3 separate regions of the Mus musculus genome follow, and all the other regions are linked to region 2. The links are chromatin loops, found by intact Hi-C in ENCODE. Cell type or tissue: heart. All regions are shown on one strand. Region 1 has its middle 38 kb from the start of Gm14642. Region 2 overlaps Gm36911 (a long non-coding RNA gene). Region 3 has its middle 20 kb from the start of Gm14642.

Region 1 (8,000 bases), 80 kb after region 2:
TGCTCCTCTCCAGCCCGGGGCCTCAAGTCGGTGTCCCTGCCCCGAGTCGGCACCCACGCTGTGGAACCCAGAACCCAGGTCCTGAGGATGCGCTGTGCACTGAGCCTCAGACCCGAACTTAGAAGGACTAATTACCCAGATGGGCAGCGATGTCTTGTCCCTCAGAATCAGAGCCAACCGCCTAGGTCTCGCGTGCAGACGAGAGTCAGGAAGTCTGTTCTAGATCGGGATGAGCTGTTAACGGCCTTCCTCTGCTGTACCAGAGGTCTTCCACCTGCTCCAGTGTCGTGGGAAAGGTCTGATTTAAGCACATTGTCAGACAATGAAGGAAGAAAAAAGAAGACATTTGAATGTGTGGAAAGTCCTTTCATGTCAGCACGAGACCCACAGATTACCAGTCTCTCTGGTGACCAGGACGATGCTGTCATCTTTGTGGTCTGTCATATCATGTGGGCACCATCTAATGTGTCTCCACTGCCACATTAGGAAGCTGTGACTTAAAAAGCTGTAGTTCCTGGCAAAGAGCTGAACTTAGATTTGAGCCAAGTATCACAATAAGGACCCATGCTTTGTCCATGTGTCTCACGCCCCTTGACTGGGCTGTGGCCTCCTATGGTCCAGAACAAGGATCTAGCCAGTGTAGCAGTCAGAAATTGAATTGATGGACTCTTCTGGGCTCCAGTACGCAACAAGCCTAGAGTAATGGTGGATTCTGGACATAACCCGTGTGGACCTTGGGCAGAGTGCACTAACGCCTCAGTGTTCTTGCCTGTGAAATGGGAATCGAATAGCAACTCCATCTAGTGTGAGGATTGCCCCACATGAGACCAACCTGGTATATGGTGTGTGTTTAATAGACAAGACATAAGTAAAACTCTTTTGTGTGGCTTCAAAATCATTTTGTGTGACTCAGAATAATATAATGCCTAAAAGATAGGAGGATCCTGCCACGAGGCCGCTCAAAATAGGAACTGCCTAATTTCCCCCTACCTCTGAGGTGTGAATGGATTAGCCATCAGGCAACTCGGCTCTGAGCCAAGCCCAGGACAAGCCTTGATAATCTGTGAGCCCCAAAGCTACTGCTCAATGAAATGATACCAAAGTTGAAACTTTGGAGGCAGCCCCTAGTCGCACACTGCCGTGCTCCTAAGACACCTTAGCAATGGTCTCCATTAGTAAGAGAGCTTGGAGACTCTATGTGTGGCCATAGCTTCAGTAACCATTGAACTTCTGGCGTCTCTGCTGAACTCACACATGACTGCCTACCAGTGCTAGCCACTGGCTGACACGGTCAGGACCTTCTGGCCCTCTAACAGTGCCATCTTCCTAGCCTGCCACAGCCAAAGGTCTTCACAGAAGACCTGGGCCATGCCTGAAGGCTTCCAAATCATCCTTGCTGGAGATGACTTCCCCAGTGGAACTCTGGAGCAGCAGTTTCGGCCCAACTAGCTGCTCCCCACTTGGTGAGATGTCTGTTCCACTTCCATACAAGCATGGTATTTGAAGGAGTGTTTGTACAATAAACTGAGCACATTTTAAAGGTAACGGTCCTGCAAACATGCTAGCTGCTAAGCACCTCACAGCCCACCAGCCATTGTCTCTGCAAAGGGTCACAGTGAGAGGAGTGACTGGTGTCCCTGATCAACCTAAGGGTCATCTGAGATGCTTTTGCTTGGTAAGATGGCTTTCTGGTTCATATGTGGGTCTCCTGAGAGTGTCTATAGTAGTTGGCGAGCTACTGAATGGCTGTGTGGTGCTATCGTTGAGAACCATGAGCAATGTCAACTCTCTGCAGATAGAAAACCAAAAGTGGGGTACCACCAAAGTCCAACTTGGAGAATCGAGGGGTTTACTGGGCTAACTTGCAGAAGTATAAGTGAGGGGTTGTTTACAGGAACAGAAATGATTCAAAGACAGCTGTATCACCAAAGGCCACCCCAGCGTGGGTAACAGCTCATGAAAGCTGAGACCCTGGAGCTCACTGTACAGCCTGCAGGCAGCTCAACAGGTCAGAGAGTGTCTCCTCCGTGCAGCTCAGCTGGTCTCTGTCTCCCCAGTCGTCCTTACTACTTAGATAAGCTTGGGGAAGGAGGAGACTAGAGTATCTGGTCAGTTTCAGGAGCTTCCTGGGCCTCCTGGGTTGTCAACTTCCTGAGTTTTAAAGAGCTCACTGGAAGTCCCTGAGTCTTTAGAAGTTGCCCAGTGGTAATTAGCTGTGGAGGAATTTGCCAGAACACATGACCAGGGTCAAATTTACACAACCTTTCTTCTCCCACTTCTAAATAATCATGACCTTATCTTATCCCCTTGTCTGTTTCAGCCTGGGCATTCTCATGCCCCCTCCACCTTTAGAGATGATACCACAGTATTTACTCAAAGCTTCAGTGTTGCTATAAACACCATCATGTGGCTATAGGAAAGGCTGTGGACATGTGACAAATGAAAGTCACTTCAGAAATAGGAATGAGGTTGGATCTCTCACAGGACTGGTGGAGGGAAGTCCAGGGAAAGCTCCCAGAAATGCACTCCTGTCTGAGACTCTACCCATCAACTGAACATGAGCATCCCCAGAACCGCATAGATGCGATGGGCGGTACACTTGTAATCCCAGGAGTTCGGGGTCATCTTCAGCTACATATCAAGTTGGAGGCCAGCCTGGGCTACATGAGACTCTGTCTCAAAGAGACATAATAAAAAGGTAAACTAAACAAACAACAAATGCATAAATCCCTCTGGGAGGAAAAGGGAGCCTTCACCTCAGCCTCAGAATGAACTTGTGTGTAAGAGAGACACACAGACAGCTCTTTGACTTCCACTTTCAGGTCTTCGAGAGTGAGAACACCTGCTACTGGTGGAGAGGGTGATGGGGGTGGGATAGCCTGTGCTATCCAGGACTGGGCTGAAGAGACTAAGGTAACACTCTCTTGTTCTGACTCCATTTTGAATCTGCCTTCTCAGCCTTTCCAGCCCTCAATAACCACATCCGCCTTGCCAATGCTTTTGAGGCCGTCTGTGACCCTAACCATTGTCCAGATGTATTAACCAAAATAATTAATGTTTGTGCAAGCTAAAACATAAAGCTAAAATAACCAGAGGAAGTGTAAATCAAAAATAATTGTCGTGTTGTGTCTGGAAATTCCTGCTAAGCTCTGCAAAAAGACAGATGTTACAAGGTTACCACAGCCCCAAACACTGATGCAACCTCCCTAGAACACTGTGGCTTTTACGAGTTTTGTCTTAAAAAAAAACACACACAAAAAACCACTGTACCCCTGAGCTTAATCAACAAGAGGCATTTTGGATTCGTTCACCTATCTTAGTCAGGCCATTATTAAAGAATTCTTAAACTCTTAATTAGCTTAATTAGTGTGGGTGTCAGTAACTAACTCACGTGGGTGATTTCAGGGCCTGGGATATGGAGCTGATAAATGTGAATGGCCAAAGAGTGAAGTGCTTTAAGGTGGAGTCAACATGAAGTGGATACAGCTGGCCACACAGAGTTTGAGGTCACTTCTTTGGTGGAGCCAGCTGGACATGGGTCAGGGACTGGGGGTAGAGGCTGGAGGATTTGGCTCACTTCTTTCTGCTTGGGTATCTGTAACTGAGGGCCATCTGGAACCCTTCAGGAAAGTGGCTGATACTGTTTCAAAGACATACTCCCAACCCCAGTGGTGGAAACGGGGGCCTAAGCTAGGTTTGTGCCCTCCCTGATGCCTGAAGTCCAAGCTGAGTGAGCCGTGTGTGCTATGTGGGGGCATAGGCCCCAGGGCCCCTGCTTTGATTTCACTCAGCAAATGACCGCTCCTAACCAGTGTGGCCAATCCTCATCCATCCTGCACCGTCCTCTAGACCCACTCCATGTCTGTTCTCTTGGTCCAGTGAGGGAGACCAAGCATTGGTAAAGGAGCCAGGGACATCAGTTGAAGGATCAGTGAGATGCCTCAGTGGATAAAGGCTCTACCTAACCTGAGTTCAATCCCCAGAACCCACATAGTGGAAGGAGAGAACCAGGTCCACATTCATGCCCTGACGTTCACGTGCCCCACCCACCAGCACTAAGTAAATGGATGCGATCATTTCTTTAATGTCTCCCTTTCCACCACCCATGTCTTCTGAGACAGCTCTGGGGAACCAGTGGCCTGATCAGTGTGATGCTGATTGACAGAGTAGGAAGGGAGGAGGGGGGAGGAGACAAGAGGGTGGGGAGGTCCAGGTCCAGGGCATCATTAGAGCCCAGTCTGCAGTGTAGGACAGAGGGTCCTGGGAGACACAGCAGGGAGTTTTTTTTCTCCACGCTGGGATTGGCAGATTTGAGACATGGAATATGTAATCCAATCCACACTGTGGAAATGTTGCACAGTCTGGTGGGAACTGAGAGGGGCCAGAGGACTCTAGATGTGGGATCTGAATTAACTGGGCAAGAAGGAGCCACAGCTGGGTCTGGCTGGAGCCGAGAGGATGGTACCAGGGACTCTTCCACATCCTCCCCCCTCCAATGTGGCAAGGGTCATCAGGGTGGACGCCTCATAACATCCAGGGTGGGTGTTTCACAACAGTTCAGCCACCTGGCTCTGGTGCAGAGGAACCTCTCAGCAGCCAGGAGCAGACCCCCAGGAGAGCTGAAGGGCAGAGGCAGTGAGGAAATACATAGGTCAAGGGGTGAGTCCTAGCTGTCTTGGCAACTCTAGGTCCTAGGTCTCGAGGATCGTAATAGACCTGTGCCAGTGTGGGAAATCGCCAGAGAGAAGGTGAGGGGGAATCGAGTCAGCCGTGCTGCTCTGTGGACACATGGACGACATCATAAGCAGGATCCCACGCCTGGTTGTCTAGCCAGCACAATGAGAGCTATCAGTGTGGACCACCATGACTACCGTGACACAGGAGGGGAATGAGCAGAGAAGTGAGCCAAGGCGTCATCATGACTCGAAGGCAAGGACACAACACAAAACCACCAGAAGTCTCCATGCCAACCTGGGGACTATGAAGTCTGGCTATTTCCCAGCTGGGTAGACTATACCCTGTCTTTGGGGAACAAAGCTAGATGAACACTAAGCAGTAACTAAGTCTTGAGCACTGTGAAGTCACTGTACCAGAAACGACAAAGTACAGGCACAGTACAGGCACGGAGTGCTCTGTGTAAATGCTCTCCCTAACTGCACCCAGGCCTCCGATGACACCACGGTCAGGGAGGGAGTGGGAAAAGTATTCTATCATGTATGTATGTATGTATGTATGTATGTATGTATGTATGTATATATCTACCTATCTATCTGTCTGTTTATCATTCATATCTATCATCTATCAATCATCTATCTCTAATTACCTATGTATTATCTCTATCTATGTATCTATGTATCTATCTGTGTATCTATGTATCTATCTATGTATCTATGTATCTACCTATGTATCTATGTATCTATGTATCTATCTATCTATCTATCTATCTATCTATCTATCTATCTATCCATGGATCATTTAGATTTGTCTGTCTGTCCATCTATTTCTCTTTTTCCCCCCAGACAGAGTTTCTCTCTGTAGCTCCAACTGTCCTGGAATTCAGTGTATAGACCAGGCTGGCCTTGAACTCAGAGATCCGAGTGCCTCTGCCTCCCGAGTGCTGGGATTAAAGGTGTGTGCCGCCCTGCCTACTGGGAGTGAGACTGGCTACTGATGATTGCTGTGTGTGCTTACCTCACCACTGACACTAGCAACTTGAGGCAGGGAGGGTTCCTTTTGGCTCGGCTTGAAGTACAGTCCATCCTGGCCAGAGGTCTCAGCAGCAGGATCGTGAGGTGACAGTCACGTGCATCTGCAGTTAGGAACACACACACAAAGAGAGAGACAAATGCTGGTGCTCAGCTCATTGTTTTCCTTTGTGTGAAGCCCGAGACGTGTTTCCTTATTCCACCTCTGCACAGATGCTGCGTGACTGTGCGGCTGTGTGACTCTGTGAAACGGACCCTCAGAGCTGCCTCTGTTTCCTCTGACATGGAATGCAGATTTCCCAGCAGCATCTGCGTGTGCAGGTGAGGGTTAACTAGACTGAGACACTCAGAACAGAACCTGACATATACTGTGTGCTTATTAAATGCCAGCCTCTATTATTAATAACGATATTAATGTAACTAGTCCAAAGCACTAGCAGGTGGTATCAGCACCTACCACATGAAAGCCAGTGTCTGCCTGTGCTCCTGGAGGGATGGACCGCTCACGACCTCTCAGGAAGTTCAATGTCAGAAACTGAGATGCTGCAGCTCTGCTCTGAGGTCCTGGCTTCCCACCCTAAGCAACCCCACAGCTGACCCAGCCTGACCAAGCCTGACCCAGCACAGAGGGCCAAAATTCCTGCCACATGGTCTCTGCACTCAAACCTCGTAGGAGGGTGAGCCGCACAGGTCTCATCTGGCTCAGTGATTCAGCTACAGTCACCCAGCCCAGGGGCAGCAAACAACGACTTCAGGCAGCTGCTGCACCCTGAGGGTCTGGCAAGTCCCTGACAGCTATTTCTAACTCCCAAGTGCGTCCCCCTTTGATGACAGCTACTTCTGGACACAGAGACAGAACATGGGTGAAGCCTGAGACCACCCTTCCTTTCCTCTGAGGCTGGGAACAGCCGCTTCTCCCAGAGGACTCAGAGGTCAGAGCAGCCTGAGAAGCAGGCCATGGGTTCGAATGTTTCTCTGGTAGCCATGGCCTGGAGCTGAGGCTGCAGCTCAGCAGATGTTTCAGACAGCTGCAGTTGCTTCTAACACACCAGAGGCCCCCAGCCAGGAGGACCGGTGGAGAATGGATCTGCCTCTGCCATTGATCAGTACCTGAATAATACATCAAGGGCCTCTGACTTTAGCACAAAAGCCTGGCAGGTCGGTCTCTGCAACCAAACTCCCTTGGGACCAGCCATGCCAGTGGCTATACCACTGGGCAGATTCTCAAATCAAGAGATGAATGGCAATTATATCTTCAGCCCCTGTGCCCTGTGCCCTGGGGTTAGGCCCTCACCCCTACCAATGGCTGTCTCCTGGGAAGACAAGCTGCCCCTGCCCCTTGAGGTCAGTCACTAACAGCGCCATGATCTCTCTCACTTCGCCTTTTCCAGAGCATCGTGCTGTTAGAATCATGCACAGAGCTTTTCCAGGCTGGGCTTCTCAACTTTTTTTTTTCTTTTTTTAAACATACATAAGTTTTTTTTAAAGGGGGAAACTTTGTGTCACCCTCACAGGTGGGATCTCAGATTTCCCTGCTAAAACTACGAGGAAGTCACATGGATATCAGCAAGAATGGAGAATTCTCGATTCAGCAAAAGTCATGACAAAACTAGCAAAGATGCCCAAATTGACTTTTCTCAGGCTTCTGGAAATCCAGCACAGATCTGCAAAATTCCAGGGAGAGAGTGACTGTGGAGCGCCTGGCAGCATTTTAACCGGATGCATTTCCATAGCTTTCTCATCACCCAGCCTAGAGTCAGCAGCCGGGCCTCTCCCTGAGGGGACAGTGCCTCATCACCAGGAAACTGTAGTTACTCTGTCCTGGAGTGACTCTACTTGCAAGGTTGCCTTCATTTGACCTAATGTGGAAGATTTTGTTTTGTTTTTTTGTTTTGTTTTGTTTTGTTTTGAAACGGTAAGACGTTACGGATTCACCCGCTGGATTCCGGTGAACCACATTTTGAACAAACTATGAGCTAACCAAAAAGCCTAGGAGAAAGCCCAGGAAGAGAAGCTCCATGAAGCAGGCGGAGAGCAGGGGAAGACAGCAGCCACCAAACTGTTCATGGAGACACTTCAAATTCCAGCAGGTTCCTCATGGCTGTGTGCTGACAGAGGGTGCATGCTCAGAAGAGACCCAAGAAGGCCCTGGGCTCTCACTTCTTCCTCTCCACAAAAATGTAAACAGCAGGAAGTGACAACTGAGAGAGAGCCAACCACTTCCTGGTAAAGTACTAAAGGTGCATTTAACATAGACAGACACCCTGTCTCTGGAGGGGAGGGGTAATTCCAGGC
Region 2 (8,000 bases):
GGAAAGGAAGAAAGAAAAGAAGGAAGGAAGGAAGGAAGAAAGAAAGAAAGAAAGAAAGAAAGGAAGAAAGGAAGGAAGAAGGAAAGAGGCAAAAAGGCAAGCCACATTACTTGCAGGCTTTTGCCTGAATATCTGCAGGATGGGGTCCCAGAGTGCTGTCCCAGGGCAGTGGTCTGCTGTAAGGGAAGAGTGGACTTAACTGTGTGTGTGTGTATATACATGTGTGTGCACGTGTGCAAGCTAGAGGCTGGCATTCACTGTCTTCTTCTTTCCCTCTCTACCTTATTTATTGAGGCAGGAGCTCTCAATGAACCCGGAGCTCAGCAGTTGGCTAGGCTGGGTGTCCAATAAGATCCAAGGATACTCTTGTCACTTCCTGCCAGGGCTGGCATCGCAGGCCTGTGCCACAGACTGGCTTTTTTTTTTTTAAAAAACTCTAGATCTTTTTTTTTTTTTTTTTTTTTTTTAAAGATTTATTTATTTATTATATGTAAGTACACTGCAGCTGTCTTCAGACACTCCAGAAGAGGACATCAGATCTTGTTACAGATGGTTGTGAGCCACCATGTGGTTGCTGGGATTTGAACTCTGGACCTTCGGAAGAGCAGTCGGGTGCTCTTACCCACTGAGCCATCTCACCAGCCCCAGACTGGCTTTTTGTATGGATTGTGAAGATCCAAACTGAGGCCATCAAGCTTGGGCAGTAAATGCTTTACCGACTGGGCCATCTGCCCTGCCTTTTAACTTTGCTTTAAAACTGTACTGTGGAGATTTAACTGAAGGCGTCGAGGGGGAGGAATCCCTCCAGGACTTTGAGAGCACGTGTGTGGAGTGGAGAGGCCATCCCTCCCTCACTGACCATTTCTAAGTATGGAGAGGAGGATTAAGCACTCTGAGGTGAGACAGGCAGGAGAGAAGGCCTGGGGCCAACCCCATATCCAGTGTGGGTGCTGTGACGGCCCTGTGACAGCTGAGGTCATTGCAGTCAGTTATGTGGCTGTCATCATCTCGTCAAAGGGAGAAGCGTTCAGACCACACCCTCAGAGAGGCCTCACCGCAGAGGCCCTTACAGAACTCCTCTGTGCAGACACAAATGGATGGGAAACAGATGCCAGTCTGCTTGCTGGGCAGCACCTGGCTCTGAGTGGCAGGTGTGGAGGTTGTCTTTGTCATAACCGAGGGCCATATCTTCCGGTGCCTTTGATGACGGCAGCATAGAAGTCTGGCGAGGCGTGGCTCCACTTCCATCATGGAAGGCTAGGGAGAAGGAGGAATAAATACAGATGTAGACAGAAGGGTGGCACTTCTCCTCAAGGCTCCTTTGAAGTAACCTCCTCCCCCCACTGCCCCCAACTGCAGCTCCTTTGCCATTGAGTTTCCTGCTTGGAGCGGCAGATCTGACTCTCTTTCCAGATTCTCTGAACTCTTTGGTGAGATTTACTCGGTAGAGATAGACATCAAGCAGGCGGAAGGGGAAGTGACTCTGAGACCTGGGCAAGTGCCTCAGGTTGACTCCTCAATGGGTCTCTGATCAGTTTAACAGGGCACCTGGCTAACTATCTCTGACTGAAGGCATTCCAGGAAGGCTGGGAGCAAGGAAGCAGGTGAGGCATAGTATGTGTCTCACAGGGCTTTTGGTCCACCAGGGCCGGAAGATCTTCCTGAGTGGAGTCACCATAAGGCCATTATAATGGGCATAAGCTCATTCGTGGTATTTTTCTAGCCTGACATGGTGCAGTTGCTCTCAGCTTAAAGTGAGACTGCTTCGCCACACATACCCCACTGACATGGAGGAAAATGGTTGCCAGTGGTCAAGCAGGAAGGCAGCTGGGCACTGTCCTGATGCTGTGTTCTAGAGAGCCTTACCAAATCTCCTTCCCGGCCCCATTGGAGAAGGAATCTTCCATCCCTGATGGACCATAAGCCTGCCAGGAGAATGCTGCTGTGTGTTCTGAGGCTAGAACCCCTGCACCCCATTCCCGCACCTTCTCTGTAGCCTTCCCCATGTGTAGAGGTCACCACTTTGGTCTGAAAGTGCTTAGATCTCTGACTCCAGAGTGAGTCTGGCTGATCCCAAGCCTGCTTCAATATGAAAGACACATATATGCCAGCCACTGAGCTGATGCCAAGGAAGAGGAAGAAGAAGAGGAAGGGGAGGGGGAGGGGGAGGGGGAGGGGGAGGGGGAGGGGGAGGGGGAGGGGGAGGGGAAGGGGAAGGGGAAGGGAAAGAGGGGACAAAGCTACAGAAACCACAACAGTGCATGCTGGGTGGGACAGATAGAGCTGCAGGGGGTGATGTCCAATCCGTGCACTGCAAGCTTTCAACAACAGGCTGGGCTCTCTCCCTTGTCTTTGAGATGCTGTGTCTGTGGCTCACTGGTCCTAGGGAAGCTTCTACACATCCCTCAGCAATCCACTTTCCATGTTCCATCCTCTGTGAAATTCCTAAGTCAACAATGCCGTGGGCTTTCTTCTTTCATGATTCTTCAAGATTCTTCTGCTGTGTATGTGTGTGTTTAAATTGGATTTTGTTTAATTTTGTGTGTGTGCATGTGTGTATTCAGGTGCACGTGTGTGTATGTGTATGTGATGTGTTTTGTGTGTATGTCATGTGGTATATATGTGTGTGTGTATGATGTGTGTGCATGTGATGTAGTGTGTGTGTGTGTGTATGTGTGTGAGATATGGTGTGTGTGTGATGTGATGTGGTGTGGGTATGTATGTATGTGTATATGATTGTGTGTGTGTGTGTGTGTGTGTGTGTATGTGATGTGCTGTGTGTATATATGTCATGTGGTATGTGTGTGTATATGTGATGTGATGTGGAGTGTGTGTGTGTGTGATGTGGTGTGTATGTGTGTATCTGTGATATGCATTCATGTATGTCGACACCAAAGGTCAACATTAGGTGTCTTCTGTGACTCCTCACTTTTTTTATGAGACAGCGTTTCTCCCTGAACCCAGAGCTCATTGCCTAGCTAAGGCCAGCTGGCCAGCGAGCCCCAGGGATGCCCGACCTCCCACCCCAGAACTGGGGTTGCACATACACCGAACTCAGGACCTCAGCCTTGTGTGCCAAAAACTTTGCCCACTGAGCCAGCTCCCAGACCTGACTTTACTGTTTTGGTCTTTTGGGTAGAGATGCCAATCAAACTATCTTCTGAACTTGGCACTCATCCACCTGGGGCCTCCCTCCTCTTTCTTTGCTGACTTACACCCTGTCTGAGCTGACCCTGTGTCTGTTTCCTCCACCCACACAGCCCACGCCCTGGACTTGAACTCTGTAGGTGTGACCATTGTGTTCTCTGAGAGGCAAGTGAGAGCACAGAACCTTACAGAACTCAAGTCCTCTGGCGTCCTCCCCACCCTGCTGTGCCTCCTGCCAAGCTTGGATTTTATCACCAGAGCTCCTTTGGGATCCCATGGTCAGCGGACAGGGCTGTAGCTGCAGGGCTCTGTCTCCATATCTGGCCCAGCCTTGTGGGTTTTTACCATATGCAGCACTCCACCCCCTCTCCCAGCATGCTGGATTCCAGAACCTGGGATGAAGTTACAGAGAGGGACCCAGCGCCTTTCAGAACTAGAGATCCAGAGTCAAAGCGCCTGTCCCTAACAGGATCAGCCAGGGTCTGGCCATCTCATCAGTTGAGGTTCCGAGAAGTTGCATCTTAAATTATTTTTATGGACGGTTGGAGTTTTGAGTGAATGTTTAGACTGCAGCTCACAAACACTTCCCTCTTTGGGAGGAAAGGAAACTGGCTCTCATTTGGCAGTTTCTGCCTCTGTCAGCGTTCCCAGTGGCAGGAACCATAAGCTCTGCCTGGGAAGGGCTGGGGCCACAGCTGGCTTTTATTATTGAATATTTCTGGTGGTGATGTTGGCCCCGACTCTGTTTATGTTGCTTGTAAGATTTCACGCAAGACTCTGCGAGGACCTGGGCTTGAGCCCGAGCGTCTGATCTTCAGGGTAATTCGTTCCATCCCTTCATTCCTGAGCCCCTGCCTTCTGATTTTTTGCCAAGTTCATATTGAACACTGCCAGGAAATGGAGTGCGGGCAGAATGTGCAGACTCTGGGTCCCCGTGGCTTCGGCTCGTCCTTCATCCTTCAGGGGAGAGGGTTCCGTCTTGCTCAGAGGGTAGTGTGTGTGTGTGTGTGTGTGTGTGTGTGTGTGTGTGTGTGTGTGTGTGTGTGATGTCTGTGTGAGTGCATCTATGTGATCTGTTTCTTTAGAGAGTTGCTGACCCCAAGGTCAAACAGAATGTGAGTCTGTCCTGCCTTGAGTCTCTGAGTGCGTGTGCTTGCCCTTGGCCTGGCAGAAAGCAGAAACCCGTGGCTCTGGGCCCTTCCTGCAGCCATGAATTGTTCACAAATGTCTTGCTTTGCTCATAGCTTGCCAGGCTGCCTTGAAGCCCTAGATCTAGCTCTGAAGATGTGACCAGTTCTGTGCAGGGTAGAGAGTCCTTTCCCCATTCTCCCTTTGGGATATGAAAGAAACTCTAAGAACACACAAAGGAGAGGCTGCTCTCCACTTCCCAACTTGTTTGTTTATTTTTTTTGTTAACATGTTTTCCAACAGTTCCTGGGTGTGTATTTGTGGAGTAAGCACATGTGTGCACATGTGTATTTGTGTGTGTGCCCATGTAAGCATGTATGTGCACATATAAATGTGTCCGTGTGTATGCTTGTTTGTGCATCTTTGTATATGTGTACACACATATATACACACATGCAAGTGTGTCTGTATCTTTATGTGTGTGTGTGCACATGTGGGCATGTACCTGTGTCAGAGTGTGCACAGATGCATAAATGGGACATTACTCTAAGCTTCACGTTTCCTGCTCACTAGGAGGTTAGAGAGCAGATGGCCTGTGTACCTAGTGGAGATCAGAGTCTGAGGTGTTGGGGAATTTTGGGGTGGGCTCACGGTCCCCACTGGAGTCTCCTGGGATTGTCTCCAACGGGTCTTGCTCAACACTGTAGTGAAATAACAGAGTGTCAGGGTATTATTTCTGGACCACAAGAGAACCCCGTGAGGACTGGGTGAACCCACCTTGGCTGTCCTTCCAGTGAGTCTCAGGGCATTTATGGTCCATGGTCGTAGCCTGTGGCTTGTGGTACTGGCCCCAACTGTGCACATCGTGGACAGCAGTGTGAAGTGTGAGGTCAGAGGCATGGGAACTGAGAACACCATACAAAGAGATCTAAAGTGCAGGGCAACATCAGTCAGTCAGGGGCAAGGAAGGTTATGACCACCCCTCCCCAGTGTCTGTGTGATACCCCGACTGTAGCACTGCCCAGCACCCGTCAGAACACAGAGCAAGCCAGTGAGTCACATAGAAAACAATTACGGATGGAAAGCTGAGAGCCAGCTTCCCACAGGGCTCCTGTTTATCTGTAGAGTCTCACTTTATGACCGAGCCATGAAACCATGCAAATGGAGATTTTAATGGAAAAGCTGCCACACTGGCTTCATGCGGAGAGGACTCAGCTGACCAGGACAGTGGCCAGAGGATGTGTTTGAGTCACCATCTCCACTGACATCTTACACTGTGCGTTCACTCTCCGGGCTTCTCGGCCTTCGACTCTGTCGTTAGCAACAAGCAAAACCTGGTTCTGTGTGTCTCTCTCTCCAGCTCTTTTGGAACAAGCAGGTAGTGAATCTGGGCCTTGGCATCCTAGTGACATCTGGGCCTTGGATCAGTTCCATCTTAGATCCTGAAGGGTGTTCAGCACAGCCCCATTTTAGGCCACTGGTCACCATGGAGAGCAAGGGCCCCTAAAGTTTCCCACTGATCCTTTGTCCCCTGGCAGATCAGAGTGGGGTCTAAAAGCTCACAGCTTATTAGTCAAAGGAATGGGTATCACTGTGTCCCTCCTGGCTCCCCAGAGGCCATTTGTCCCAGAAAGATACTTGCAGCAAAGGCTCCTTAAGTCTGATATTCCAGACTCAAGTTTGGCCTGAGTTTCTGCATGGCAGAGACACACCTACCTCTGAGAATGTGTTGTGCGTATGCGTATGTAAACTCACGTGAGGGTCATGAGAGGGAGTGCCTCTGCATATAAGTCCTTTTGGGATGCACACACACACATACACACACACACACACACACACACACACACACACACACACACACACACTGGCTATTTGGCTTCTGAGGAAGGTAGAGAAGACAGTGTCTCAGGCAGGAAACAAAATGGAGTTCTTGTTTGATTTAAAGTCATCACTGGTAACCCAGTGCTGTAAGGGACTGTCCTTAGAGCCAAACCACCACCATCTTCAAATATCATCGTGATAGGAGAGAAAGAGCTCATGGAGGACAGCCCAGGCTCCAAGGAGGCACCAGGCTGTCACATCTCCCTCTTAAAGGTCTTCTCCCCGCAGAGCTGGGTCAGTCGCTTAAAGGGAAAGAGAACTGAGGCAGAGTGAACTGGGCAAACCCTTGCCCAGGTCCACCAGCAAGTGAAGGCCCCAGGGTGCTGTGCACCGATAGCGATGCTGTAGTAAGGAACAAGGTCGGAGACCTGCTTGTGAAATAGTGAAAGCAAGAGTGAGCACAAATCCGAGGTCTCCACTTCTCTCCTGTGTCTTCTGTCTGTCTGTAGACTGTGGTTCCTGGCCTCTATGTTGTCTATCTGTTGCATGTGTCTAGTCTGTTCCATGCTGTCTTTCTGTATATCATGTATGCCCAGTGTGTGTTTGTGTATGTGGTGTGTGTGTGTGTGTGTGTGTATGTGTGTGTGTGTGTGTGTGTATGTGTATGTGTGTGTGTGTGTGTGTGTGTGTGTGCCCCTAACAATGGGATTTGCTTGTGTTTACTGAACACAGAGAATCTGGTATGGGAGTGCTTTTCTACAAAGTTGTTGGTTGTTGTTGTTGTTGTTGTTAACAACAACAAAGATTCACAAAGACATTTCTTCACTGAACCCAGATGACCCAGAATAACATTCAAAACTGTGCACGAATTTTACCAACCTATATCCACATGTTGCTTTATGGTGTGTTTGTTTTGAATTGTTTTCCACGAGTTGGCTGCTCAAAACAAATGATTATATCACACACACACACACACACACACACACACACACACACACAAAGGCCAGACAGCCTGATTTCAGTTGCTTCAGCGCCTGAGCAGGAGCGTAAAGCGCCGCTGGCTTGATGACCCAGGATGGCCTACCTCTCCTCTACCATGTGAATCAGTGCATCTTCCTCTCCCCACAGGGCCGCCGATGCCTGCAGAGCCAGGAGGGTGGCTCTGGCTAGCACCTCTCTGAGGTAACTCTTGCCTGTCACCTGGGGAGAGAGAGGCCTGTTACTCCTGCTGCCCTCTGGAGTCACTAGGGCGCTGCTGGTGGCCAGGCCACAGCACAGCTCAGTGAGACACTCCAGGACAGCAGGGATCCTCCGGGTGAGCCCTGTGTCGGGCCAGCCTGTGTGAATCTTCAGTCCCTGACTGTTCCACAAGGAGGGAGTTTTCCTCACAGTCATGCAATGTCTTGAGCATTTCCTCTAAAGCACCTCGGAGTTCTCTTCAGTATGAGTTTCTTTAAAAACAAAACAAAACAAAAAAACAAAACAACAAAAAAACAAAACATCGGTCCAGGCCAATAAGACTTCATCAGATAAAAGAGCTGGTTGCCAAACTTGACTGAGTTTGGTTCCTGGAACTCAAATGGGGAAGGGAAGAAACAAGCCCCGTCCACTTCTGCCCAAACTGTTGTCCGATCTCTGTGCATGCACAGCAGCACACTAAGTCAATACAGTTTAAAATATTAATCAGTTAATTAATTTGAAGGGCTGGGAAACGTCTCTGGCGTGCAAGTCTGAGTATGTAAGTTTGGATTTCCGATACCTACATAGCAAGCTGGGTGCAGCGAAGTGTAATTCCAAGGCGGGAAGGCAGATAGACAGATCTGGAGTTCGATGGTCAGTCAGTCTTGCTGATTGATGAACTCCACGCTCAGTGAGAGACTCTGTTCTCAAAAATATAAGATCAA
Region 3 (8,000 bases), 61 kb after region 2:
TGCATGCATATTTGTGTTTGTATATGTTTGTGTGTGTGTTCAAGTGTGTGCATGTGTGTGCATGTGTGCAGCTCCTTTTAGTTCATTTTTCAGAACCAAAAGCTACCTCAGGGCCTTTGCACCTGCTGCTGACCTCTGTAGCCCATGAGGCAGATCTTAACATCCTTATTAGTTAAAAATGAAATTATGGCCCCAGAAACAGCATGGCCTGCAAACTGGCAACGGAGTTGTGTGCAAATGCTCCCACTAATGCCAAGACTGAGTCTGTCCGAGTGGTCACAGGGTCAGACAGCACCTGCCAGAGCCAAGCTCCAGGTCAGAAAGACACTACCAATGGGATTCAACCCAACCCAATGGCAGGTTGGGTTGAGTGGGCACAGGCTTTGCAGAGCAGCCCAGAAGCATCACGAGGGGTTCTTCACTGAGTCTCTTCAGTCCCATCAGTAAAAGGGTTAAAAATGACCGTCTCGTGGACTTTCTGCCCCTTGAGGGATAGTCACAAGAGACTAGAACCAGGTGTGACTCACCGTTAAGGTGAGGTGACCCACACAAGTCACGTTTCACTCTGTGAAGAGGTGACAAAGCACTGTACAGAGTGTGAGCCACGAGGACACTTTTGTCAGGCTTCCAAGAGCTTGACTCTAGCTGCTCTCGGGCCTATAGATCCCAGTAGCCCCCCACACAACTCCTTCCTCCCAGGCAAGTCCTAGTGTGGTGCCCAGCAGTTCAACAGCTATGCATGGAACATAGCACCTGCTGAGCCTTGGCTCCGTGTGCGATGGTGTGTGTAGCCTTTTGTGTCTCCTCTCTCCTTCTTGGCTTTCTCCAGATGGTCCTCAAAGACCATGAGAAGGAACCACGGTTCAAGTTCAAACATAATCTGGTCCTAATCTCAGCTGGGGCTGGCTTTCCTTGCAGGCTTGTAGGATGCCAGATGGTGACTTCTGGCTGCCACCCCTCTTGCCTTTCTATAGGTGTCAGAACAGGGAGCTGTCCTAGAGACGCTCTAAGACAAGTGTCACTTGCTCTGGTGGATGGAGAGAGAAGTTGGGAGCAGTTGGGCTGGACATATGAACCAGACAGGAGGCTGCGTTTCTGGGGTTCCCTGGACCTCTGCATTTGCAGGCTGTTTCCCACACAGGGCAAGCCCTCTGTAAAGGGGGCAGTTGCACCCCACACTCATCCCCATCCCAGTTGCTATAAGAAGAACTTAGAGGCCCGGTCCTTGGGGAAGATGCTTCTGCACTGGGGTTACAAGTTCACGACCTGCTTTCTGCTGTTTCCAAACCAGGTGGCTCTAGAGATGGCACAGGGCTCTCTTTGAGCCTCATGTACTCCCACAGAAAAATGGGGAGACTAATAACAGCAGGGGCTCAGAGGCTCAGGCGGCCATGTGATTTGCAGGCATTGGGCTGAAAGGCAAGCTGAGGCCAGTGTTAAGTCTCCCATCACCTAAGGTGGAAGCATCCCCCAGTTGTTGGCATCTCTTGGCCCAGTCCTTCCAGGATACCATGTTCTTATTAAAACATCCACCAAAAGTCAAGGGCAAATTCTCTTTGTGTCTGGAACATCTTATGGTCACAAAGACACCCTTGAGTAAGTGTCCTCTTAAAACACAGCCTGCCACAGAGAGAGCAGACAGGCACAAATACAGCTTAGCCCCACAGAATAGAAGGTGAACATGTGGGTGCCCAAGGATTCCCTCCCTCCCTCCTTCTCTCCCTCCCTCCATGTGTGAGTGTATGTGTATGTGTGAGTGTATGTATGTGTGCATGTGTGTGTGCATGTGTGTGTGCATGTGTGTGTGCCTGTGTGAGCATGCACACTCAGAGGCTGGAAGCCAGCCTCGGATGTTTTCTTCAATTCCTATCGATCTCATATTTTTGATATAGGGCTTTTCACTGAATCTTCAGCTAGCCATTTTGGCTAGAATGGCTACTCCATGAGCTGCAGGGATTAGGCCTATGTAAAGGTTTGAATGAGAGGCCCACCACAGTCTTAGGTCTTGAACACTTGGTCCCCAGTTGGTGGTGCTGTCTGGGGAGGCTCAGGGTGTACCCAGCCTTGCTACAGGATATTGCTGGGGGTGGACTTTAGGGTTTCAAAGCCATTCCAGGCTCCCTCACTCTACTTGTGCTAGAGTTCAGACGGGTGCTCTCAGATCACTGCTCCAGACGCCATCTTTGCTTCCTCTGCGGCTCCCCTGCGATGGTGATAGACGCTTGACCTTCTGGAACCGGAGGCCTAACAAACCCCTCCTTCTGCAAGTTGCCTTGGTCATGCTTATTACAGCAGTAGAACAGTAACTCAAACATCCTCTCTCCAGCGCCCCCGATGCTGGAGTTGCTTGTGTGTGCCCCTGTGCCGCTCATAAGGTCCTGAGACTCCGAGTCCATGCTCAGGCAACAAAACTTTACCTCTGAGCCATGTCCCCAGCCCCTGTGAATTTTAACATATGTATAGCACACTATTGGAGGTGCAGCCTGACCCGGCCTCCTTGCCACCCCTCCCCTACACCACCTGGAGTCAGGGCCACAACCTTGTCATCTCCCCCGCCCACCCCCCAATCTTTCTGCAAGTGACCAGTTTACAAACAGTCATTACTGTCAGGCGTCCAGACAAAAGCCATGTTCCGAGGACAAGTCTTTCAAGGTAGCTAGCTAGGAGACTCTTTCTGATTATACCACAGGGTCTTGTGTAGCCCAGACTGGCCTCCAACTCATTGTGAAGCCAAGCATGACTTCAAACTTCTGGTCCTTTTATCTCTTAGCTACTGGAATGGCAGGCAAGTGTCATTATCCCTAGTTCATGTGGTATTGAGGCTCACACCAAGGGCTTCCCATTAGGTAACAATCTACCTACCGAGTGATGGCCTCCACCTGAGTTTTAAAACTTTTTATTGTTTCGTCATCGTCATCATTGTCATCATCATCATCATCGTCGTCGTCGTCATTATAGTCATCATTGTCATTGTCACCAACCACCAGTCTTCATCACAATCATCACCATCATCATCATCACCATCATCTTCATCATCACCACCATCATCATCATCATGGCCGCCGCCACCGTCGTCGTCAGCATCAGCATGTGATATATGAGTACCGGCATCTATACTGCACATGTGGGGGTCAGGACTGGTTTTTCCCTCTTCCTTCACATGGGTCCCGAGGGCTCACATAGCGACCCTGTCTACCTGATGAACTATTTCTCTGGCCCTTGATCTTTTTCTCTTTAACTCGGGGCAAGGTGGGCAGAGGGAGGCTGCATGCTGGTCAGTATCTTGGAAACGGCAGTCCTGGCTTTCAGAGACTGCCTGGAGCCACCTCTTGGCCTGGCCACGCTTTCTTGCTGAGGGGTCTCTGCAGCCACAACAAACCTCAGTTATTAGTTCCTATTTTCTAAGCACAAATGATTTATCCAAACCAGCATTGGACTCTGACCCCGCTGTGCAGATTTTAGCTCATCTCACGTAGACAGTCCTGGCTTGAATCATTTTTGCTTTGTGATTGGCCCCTTAGGCCCTCAGTTCTCCCATCTGTAAACTTGGAGCAAGCATGCATGAGACACCAGGGAACTAACAGAGAGATTTTACCACACAGGCAAGGAGGCCGGTGTAAGGCACTTGTTACTGTGGGGAGCTGTGCAGCATCTCTGAACCTTGGCTTCCCCACCCGTGAGTGTACGAGGAGATTGCGTTGGCTGCTGTGTGATCCGGGGCTTCCTGCTAAGGTGGCTGCAGCAGGGAACTGACCATTTCCAGGGAAATTGCTTCATAGAAGGCTCCAGCTCCGTGGAAGAAGGCTACAGGAAAGGTTGTATTTAAGATGCACAAGGCCGCACTGTGCTAGTCTTTGCTCCAGAAAAGCCACTTGCCTCAGGCTGAAAATGTGCAAAATACTGTGAAGTATGCACAAGAAACAGCCACGGGACATGGTTGAAATGCCTGTGATCAGGCACCTTGGCCCCGGGCAGGCCAGATCCCTGGCCACGGTGACCCTGATCCCTGGTGCACGCCGCTGCTGCCAGTCGTGGTCGCCGCTGTACCCGGATGACCTACATTTCTCCAGCGGCAGCTGGGGCAGACATTCTGGGGTAATTAACAGCCATGTACACGTGCATGCACAGACAGCCGGGTCAGCCCGGCAATGGCTGGCACACTGGCTGTCTAGACAGGGTAGGAACATAGTGGCCTCCTGCCATGAAGGCGGCTGCTGGGAACTGCAGCCAAGATCATGGAGGTGGGGAGAAGAAAGGAAGCTACCCCCCGAGATGGACTGTGGCCATCCTTCTTCCTCAGCGTTGAAGGAATGCAAAACAGTGGTCTTTGAGGGAGTGGTTCCTCAGGAAGCCACCAGGCCAGGGGGCCAGGGGACCAGGGTGCCCACACAGAATAGCTATGCCTTATTGTATATTGCAATGCTTTCCAAGGGACAATAAGCACTCAGCAGGGTGGGCAGAGGCAGGGCCAGGCAGTGTGATTGACAGTCACAGCACAGAGCCAGTCTGTTGGTGTGTGGTGTCTCTCATAAAATATCAAGTTTTAAAAGGAGAGAGACTCAAGGTGGCACAGGCAGCGGGGTCATTTGTAAGGGCTGTGAGAGATCACGTTGGGTGCTCAGGCTGTGTCTCCTGACCTGGTCACTGGAGGCTCACAGCTCACCTCTGCTCACAGATGTTCAGGGTATATCTCCAGACAGTGTGTGAGCTAATGCTAAAGTCACCAAGCCCAAGCCTTGGACAGGAGTCCTGACACTAAGATGTCAGGGTCCTCCTTGGATCAAATCTCACACACGCAGCCACTGTTTCTCAAAAGCTAATTACACTAGGGTCACCCGCAGGACCTGAATCTTCTGGCACCATGATTTATTTAGGATGCTTCCTTAACCACTCAAAGCACCCAAAAGGATGGAGGAAAGGGGGAAGCACAAAAATCAACCAAACAAAACAGAAAGCCCTCCCTCACTTGAGTTACAGCTGGGGGTCAGAAACCAAAAATGGAAGGCGGCCCTATAGAAAAAAAGATATTTAAAAGTTTTAAAATTGCTCCTGTGTCTCCGTAAACCTTCCAGCTAGTGAGGTGGGCAGCCATCGTCAAGCGTCAGCCAACGCTGTCTTTGATCTGATGCTTGGCTTCCAATGTGAAGAAGCTGCGGTCCAGAGGGGACTCCGTTTCTCCAGGTCATCCCAGTAGCCAAAAGCATAGCTGCTTCCCAGGTCTTACTTACATTTCTCTCCCTGCTAAGACCAAATAGTCAGCAAGCAGCAACTCAGGGGCCTGAAGGATTTGGGGTGGGGAAGGCGTGGCTGGTGAGGCTGTGAGCTATTTTGTGGAGGCAGTGGACACATGTGAGGTTGCTTGTCTACAGCTTTGTAGGTCAGTAAGCAGAAGGAGATGGATGCTGGGGCTCAACTGTCTTTCTCTTCCTCCTTTTGTTCAGCGTGGAGCCATGCATCTGGGCACAACTTTCCAGCGCACCAAGTGGCTCTGCTGAACCAGCTCGGAGTACTTAGTTCTTCCCATAAGTACCAGTCCTCTGAGCTCTCTTGCTGAGGGGATGCACTCCCCACTCCTTTAGAAACACTAACAAAGTTCACCATGGAAACACGAGTCACTTCCTCCAAACTGTAAGAGGGTTCGGGCCACCTCACCCAGGGACCAGGGACTCTGGGACCATCCCAGCCACTCTGATGCTTCTTCTCCCTGCCCCCACTCTCCTGAGTCAGGGTTTCTCCGTGTAGCTCTGACTGTCCTGGAACTTGCTCTATAGACCAGGCTGGCCTCGAACTCACAGAGATCCACCTGCCTCTGCTTCCCAAATGCTGGCATTAAAGGCATGCGCCGCCGCCGCCGCCGCCGCCCAGCCTGCTTCAGTTTCTTAAGTGGGTCAGAGCTCAGAGTTGCTTGCTGCTTTGGTGACGAGCAAGCATAAGAATTTCATGAGCCAAACATCAACAGCCCTGCTGGGGCAATGCCCCTGCTGCCTCCAAAGCACAGAATAAACCGGGAGTCATTTTGTAGCACCGTGGACTGCTTCCATGACAGCTCCCTGTGTCTCTAACCCTTAATCTGAAGCAACAACAGCCTCAGGAAATTCTGGGTGACTTACCGCTGGAGTGGGCCTGAAACCCGAGTCGGAGGAGGAGGAGGAGGGGGAGGAGGAGGAGGAGGAAGAGGAGGAGGAGGAGGAGGAGGAAGAGGAGGAGGAGGAAGAGGAGGAGGAGGAGGAGGAGGGAGAGGAGGAGGAGCAGGAGGAGGAGGAGGAGGAAGAGGAGGAGGAGGAGGAGGGAGAGGAGGAGGAGCAGGAGGAGGAAGAGGAGGAGGAGAAGGAGGAGGAGGAGGAGGAAGAAGAGGAAGAGGAGGAAGAGGAGGAGGGGGAGGAGAAAGGGAGAAGGGTGGAGAAGGAGACACTCCTGCCTTACAAAGGCCTGGCCCAGTCTATGGACAATTTCCCAGCTAACTGGACCTCTCCCGAGTCAGAGATTCAAGGGAAGTTGCCACTTGAAACAGGTGGTTGGTTCCCTGAAGTCTGTCTTTCCCAAGGAGCTGGTAGGCTATGTCCACCCATAACGCACAACATAACAACACACGGCTTTCCAGACTACCCATCAGAAAAATGGAGGGGCTTGGCTGGCTGACAAGGCATGGCTGCCCCTCAGCCTCTCCAAGCCTCTCAGTGACTATCCCCAGTGCCAGGAAGTCCCTAGTGGTGGCCCAGAGGGTAAGGAATATAAGGGGCTTTGGCTGAGGGCAGCGGGCGGGGGGAGAGAGTAGCCTGGCCTCCCACCTGCAGAGGATATCTCAGACAGGAGGTTGATATCATTTGGTGTGAACCTGGTTCCCACAGACAGAGCCCAGGTGTCCCGGGCACCACCACTGAGGTTCCCGACCCGGTATTTCCTTTATATCTTAAATCCACTCACAGACACTGAGAGTTAGTGATGGTGTTGAATGCTGAAGTTAGCTTGTGAGTGGCACAGATCACACACACCAACAGCTACGCTTCCTAGAAGGGCTGAGGGGGGTGGAAGGCCTCTGCTGAGGCTCTGTGTGTTTCCATGGCTGCTGCAGGCCCTTGTGGTGTAAGCATAGGCAGGGATCTGGTGCCCTCTTCTGGTCACTGCAGGCACCCACACTGACATGCATTCACACACACACACACACACACACACACACAAAATTTTAAAAAAATAAAATATTATCAGGGAGTGGGTAAAGAAAATGTGCCTCATTTACACAATGGAGTAGTACTAAGCTGTTAAAAGCAATGGCATCATGAAATTTGTAGGCAAATGAATGGAGGGAGCCCACCTCTGACCCTGAGTCTGGTCCAGCTTGAGACCCAGGCCATGAGAGGAAGCCCACCTCTGACCCTGCTTATGATGATGATGCTCTGCTGTGCTTGCAGACAGAGCCTAGCATAGATGTCATCAGAAAGGCTTTACCAACAGCTGATGGAAACAGATGCAGAGACCCACAGCCAAACATTGGCAGAGCTTGGGGAATCCTGTGGAAGAATGGAGGAAGGAGGGTAGGAGCCAGAAGGGTCAAGGACACCACAAGAGACCCCACAGAAACTATTAAGCTGGGTACACAGGGGCTCACGGAGACTGAACTGTCAGCCAGGGAGCATGCACGGAGACGGACCTAGACCCTCTGCACATCTGTAACGGTTGTGTAGCTTGGTCTTCATGTGGGGCTCCTGGCAGCAGGAGCAAGGCTGTCTCTGGCTCTGTCGCCTGCCTCTGCATCCCTTTCCCCTAACTGGGCTGCCTCGTCTACCCTGAATAGGAGAGGAGGTGCCTAGTCTTAGTACAACTTGATATGCCAGGGCTGGTTGGTACCCATGGGAGGCCTCCCCTTTTCTGAGGAGAAAGGGAGGAGGAGAAGTGGATGATGGAGGGGGGATTGGGGAGAGAGCTGAGAGGCGAAGAGGGAAGGGAAATAATAAATAAATGAATTAAAATGTATATTGACTTATATATGACGTCAGGTGTAC

What was found. A loop is a pair of places that touch in the nucleus more often than their neighbours do. Peaks named below come from ENCODE experiments on the same cell type or tissue, not always from the same donor. Only the 100,000 strongest peaks of a DNase experiment are listed, where the experiment ranks them.
Region 1: a loop joins it to region 2, with 1.8 times the contacts of the local background. A loop is called at or near these places in 2 of 42 quality-filtered maps.
Region 3: it touches region 2 in a loop (1.9-fold over the local background); 4 of 42 quality-filtered maps call a loop at or near these places.

What each region holds. Positions count from the first base shown.
Region 1 is chr2:173,428,887-173,436,886 of GRCm38, forward strand. No RefSeq gene overlaps it. Among named protein-coding and RNA genes, the nearest start is that of Gm14642, 38 kb to the left of the region's middle. In heart, no CTCF peak of the experiment used is centred here; DNase peaks (open chromatin) are centred at 3,515, 4,525 and 6,655.
Region 2 is chr2:173,348,646-173,356,645 of GRCm38, forward strand. All of the region lies in intron 1 of Gm36911 (a long non-coding RNA gene), which reads left to right. Among named protein-coding and RNA genes, the nearest start is that of Gm36911, 5.8 kb to the left of the region's middle. In heart, no CTCF peak of the experiment used is centred here; DNase peaks (open chromatin) are centred at 926, 3,366, 3,896, 5,386 and 1 weaker place; H3K27ac peaks cover 1,741 bases.
Region 3 is chr2:173,410,022-173,418,021 of GRCm38, forward strand. No RefSeq gene overlaps it. Among named protein-coding and RNA genes, the nearest start is that of Gm14642, 20 kb to the left of the region's middle. In heart, a CTCF peak has its summit at 7,101 (motif pointing left); a DNase peak (open chromatin) is centred at 4,110; H3K27me3 peaks cover 1,859 bases.